2 separate regions of the Homo sapiens genome follow, and region 1 is linked to region 2. The links are chromatin loops, found by intact Hi-C in ENCODE. Cell type or tissue: gastrocnemius medialis. All regions are shown on one strand.

Region 1 (2,500 bases), 280 kb before region 2:
ACAGATACACTGTCAGAGCTGTTGACTGTGGGAAGCCACCCAGAGAATCAGTAGCCACTGTGGCCCTCACAGTGTTGGATAAAAATGACAACAGTCCTCGGTTTATCAACAAGGACTTCAGCTTTTTTGTGCCTGAAAACTTTCCAGGCTATGGTGAGATTGGAGTAATTAGTGTAACAGATGCTGACGCTGGACGAAATGGATGGGTCGCCCTCTCTGTGGTGAACCAGAGTGATATTTTTGTCATAGATACAGGAAAGGGTATGCTGAGGGCTAAAGTCTCTTTGGACAGAGAGCAGCAAAGCTCCTATACTTTGTGGGTTGAAGCTGTTGATGGGGGTGAGCCTGCCCTCTCCTCTACAGCAAAAATCACAATTCTCCTTCTAGATATCAATGACAACCCTCCTCTTGTTTTGTTTCCTCAGTCTAATATGTCTTATCTGTTAGTACTGCCTTCTACTCTGCCAGGCTCCCCGGTTACAGAAGTCTATGCTGTCGACAAAGACACAGGCATGAATGCTGTCATAGCTTACAGCATCATAGGGAGAAGAGGTCCTAGGCCTGAGTCCTTCAGGATTGACCCTAAAACTGGCAACATTACTTTGGAAGAGGCATTGCTGCAGACAGATTATGGGCTCCATCGCTTACTGGTGAAAGTGAGTGATCATGGTTATCCCGAGCCTCTCCACTCCACAGTCATGGTGAACCTATTTGTCAATGACACTGTCAGTAATGAGAGTTACATTGAGAGTCTTTTAAGAAAAGAACCAGAGATTAATATAGAGGAGAAAGAACCACAAATCTCAATAGAACCGACTCATAGGAAGGTAGAATCTGTGTCTTGTATGCCCACCTTAGTAGCTCTGTCTGTAATAAGCTTGGGTTCCATCACACTGGTCACAGGGATGGGCATATACATCTGTTTAAGGAAAGGGGAAAAGCATCCCAGGGAAGATGAAAATTTGGAAGTACAGATTCCACTGAAAGGAAAAATTGACTTGCATATGCGAGAGAGAAAGCCAATGGATATTTCTAATATTTGATATTTCATGGTGGAATAACACAGAGAAATGTTTTAACTGACTTTGGATCTTCATCACCTAAAAAAGAGTGTGTTGATGGCAGTTCCAATGAAGGACAACTAATTTATAACTTGTTCTATATTGTAAATAGCTGTTTACAGGTTTTTAAATTTAAATTCAGAGGTTATAAAATGTGTACAGCATTTTTAAGTGAAAATTAGTACTAACAGCTATAGGACTTGTATTTAAAAAAAAAAAAAAAGCTTGGACATGGTTTGCAGCTTTCATACACCAAGCAGATGATTGATAAAACCTGGGAGTAAGGTAAGAAAAATGGAACAAATTTTTATCTAAAAATTCCTGTCACCACAAGAGGGCATCAGCTGCTCCTTTGCAGGAAACTGGGGTATTGTACTTGGCAGTTGTACATGAAATTAATGAAAGAGTATATTTTAAATATATTGTTTTTAACATTAAACAAATATGAAATTAAAGTAAATTAAATTTCACCCTATTTAAACATATGATAAAAAAAGAAATGCACTTGTAAACAGAATGTTTATTACCTCATAAGTGCATATATAGTGTGAAAGAGAAGGCATTAAAAAGAAGTGCAATTCCTTTTTAGCAAGGATAAAATCATTGCCTTGTGTTACAGATTCAGCCTGCTGAAGAGTATTCCACTTTCTGTGTACTCGAATTGCTTTCTGTTTGCTTTACCACTGCACTTGTTATTATTACAAGGGAAATAGATTTATACATACATATATATATTCTTCATTACAGGAAATGTAACTAGATATTGTGCCCAAGAAAAACAGCCAGAAGCAAAGAAATGCTTCAATCTTTAGTTGCTTCATAGGCATTCATGACATTTTAGTGCTTTCACAACTTGTTGGTCGTACTTTATACTTGGGTTATATATTAGACTTTTATAGGCTTGAAATCATCCATCACATAAGAAAATAGAAATCATATTAAAAGTGAATTCTTCTAGAGGCTTGTGTACACTACTGGTTGTTTTAGTTGGGCCTTTTATATGAAAGTTATACTGTACTTATCTTTTTGTTGTTGTTTAGGTTTGTTGACTACCATTTCTGGCTTCCTTTCTTTGGTTTTGGATTAAATCCAACAGTTTATTTGTAAGCCCTGCAGCAGATTTCTTTGATAATTTAGCTTTTACTGAATCTCTTGCAATGAAGAAAGCTATTTCATCAGTGATTTATCACTTTCAATTCATTGTGTGAGCTGGAAATATTATTTTATATGAGAGCTATAGCAAAATAATCTGTATAAACAAGGAATGTGTTAGCTTAAACTGGATCATTTTACTTTTTGGCATCATGCATCTGTACTGTACCAAAAGTGTTTATATGTCTGCAAATTAAAGGTATATATTTTCATAATTTCTTTCTCACTTTTAGCATTTTATATTTGAACATGGGCTTGTTATTTCACTGAAGTGCCTGTCATTTGTT
Region 2 (2,500 bases):
GTGTTAGAGCGCATGTTTTCACCTTAATACCACAACCATTTGCTTTGATGTTCTGGGTTACAGTTTGCAAATGCACATAATTCAAGCAAAGTTTAGAAGGTGAAGTAAACTAGAAACATTATTCTCAGGAGGCCACATAGGTCATCCTCAGCAGCTACACCAACCTTACCATGAAATTTCAATGTATGATTGCAGAGGTCAGTGATGACTTTTTGGAATTCCCCACAAACTCTGTATTTTCTGCCTGCTTTAAGAAGTTATTCGTAACCATTTCTGCTTCACTGTTTCAGACCTTTGCTCTCCCACCTCCTCTGACATTAATGCAAACCCTATTCCTATAACCAGCATCTTAGAGGTAGTGTCTTGTGCAAATAAACACACACTGATATACCTGGTAAGCAATGAGAGGCAACATTTTTATTAATTTTCATCTGGTTCTTCTGCCTCTCTTCTACTTTCTTCTACTCCATCCACTACACTGTATCCAGAATATTCTTTCAGAGTACATCCCTCACTTTTCACCCAATGCACTTCCTCAGTACCATTCCACTCAGTGTTGGATAGTTTTTAGTTTTTCTATCCTGGCATCTATGGCCTATGAGAATCCTATTTTCCAAAACTCCTCCTATGGGCCCAAATCTTCTCACCCATGATGTTTACAAATATCAAGTTTCTACTGTGAGCTACCCAACCCATTTCCAGAGAGAAACTTCATCTAGAACTTCAGTGGGCCCTCAGCCTTTAGAAACTGAAAATCTCATAATATCCCATCCAATCAAATCCCTGTCATCATACTTATCACACTGATATTTATCTATGTTAACAGTGGTGTTTTATTCATTTTTAGCCTCTAATGAACTAAAAGCTCATGATATTTGGGGCCATGTTTAATTCAGTCATTATTAAATCCCCTAGGTTTAGTTAACTGACTTGTACAAAGTTGAGATTGGTAAATATGTACTGAATGAAAGAATAAATGCCTAGATGGCCCAACTATTGTAATGTGGGCAACTCATAGTGCCCAGAAGTCTCACTTACCCAATCAGCATTCTTGATTCCAACCCCTCCACACATTAAAGTCCAGAGCCCTTTCTTTGTCCCCTGGAGTATGCCATCAGGGACAAGAATCAGCTCATTTTGTACTCAAGATTTATCATTTGATCCTCATTCCTATCCAAAGGAGGCTTCTGGGACCACATCTCCTTCCCTCAGCTCACCTATCCCATCTTTCCTCAGTAATAATCATCTTTCACTGGTTTAAAACAGCTAAAAACACTATAACTCCTTTAATAACTAGTTTTAAAAGATTGTCTGCAAAAAGTTTCATAGAAAAATAAACATCCATTTAGGAAACGAAATTTCAAAAAAAAAATCTAACCACAAAATACTAGGGGATGAATATATTTTCAAAGATGTTATTTATATTATCAATCCCTTTGGGAAAAAAACCTTATATATATTATATGATAAAATATGAAAGTAATGCTATGTCAGAAAAGTAAAATATAGCCTTCCACTTTTGTTTAAACACTATCAAAAGAGATGTAGGTTATAAAATTACATTGTTTCATAATCCTACCATGTCCTAATGAAATCACTAGTGTCCACACATAATTATGTATGGAGAAGAGAATGCATGGGCATAACGAATTAAAAGATAATATACTTTTCATGTATTTCCCACATGCAGTTCTCAATAATGATATGCAGTTACAAATTTCAAAAGACTGAGAAAAATGCATCTCTAGGCATTCTCTTATCATCCCTAAGTTCAGCACTATTGAAACCTTACCCACAAAAATAGTGATATTGCAATACTTTGGATGACGATGCAATGTAATATATGAAGGAGAGAAAGAGAGACACAGAGAAAGAGAATGTGTGTGTGTGTGTGTGCGTGCATGTGCGCACACTGCGTGTGTGTGTTACAGGTACAGAGAATTGTATGTAAATCCTGACTCTGCCCCTTACTGCTATGTGAGTTTGAGAACATGTAACTTCTCAGCAAGTTTCCTCACCGGCAATGGTAGATGATAGCACTCATCCCAAAAGTTGATATATGAATTTTTTTTCTAATTTTTGTTTTTGGTTTTATGAAGTTTAAATCAGGTATATATAACATGATTATTACAGAGTTGACACCTATAGATATTTCAGAATATTGTAAGTAATATTCCATATATGCCAGCCCAAATTAAGCTGGCATTCTCAAATTAAGCTGGCAAATTTGACATATTAATTATAAGAATCTGAAATGTTTTGAGAATGAGTATCTCAGTTTAAGAAATACTTATAAAAGAGTGATTTTCCCACATGTCTATACTCCTTAATCAACAAAGGTTGACATAATGCTAATATGAAATAAAATTATGATAGGTTCTTCAGAAATTCAAAAGTCTATTACCTTTTTCATTTCCAGAAAGTAATTGGTAGCATCATCTCAAATGGGAGTGGAAAAATAAAAATAAAAGCATGACAAGTAAATGAATGGTAGAAGATA

Evidence for each region. A loop is a pair of places that touch in the nucleus more often than their neighbours do. Peaks named below come from ENCODE experiments on the same cell type or tissue, not always from the same donor. Only the 100,000 strongest peaks of a DNase experiment are listed, where the experiment ranks them.
Region 1: a loop joins it to region 2, with 3 times the contacts of the local background. A loop is called at or near these places in 12 of 110 quality-filtered maps.

Annotation. Positions count from the first base shown.
Region 1 is chr13:61,409,786-61,412,285 of GRCh38, reverse strand. It overlaps PCDH20 (protocadherin 20), which reads left to right. Exons shown (of 2, transcript NM_022843.4): 2 at 1-2,500. The coding sequence ends at 1,043. Among named protein-coding and RNA genes, the nearest start is that of PCDH20, 4.8 kb to the left of the region's middle. In gastrocnemius medialis, a CTCF peak has its summit at 1,404 (motif pointing right); no DNase peak of the experiment used is centred here; H3K27me3 peaks cover 331 bases.
Region 2 is chr13:61,133,476-61,135,975 of GRCh38, reverse strand. No RefSeq gene overlaps it. Among named protein-coding and RNA genes, the nearest start is that of MIR3169, 65 kb to the left of the region's middle. In gastrocnemius medialis, no CTCF peak of the experiment used is centred here; no DNase peak of the experiment used is centred here.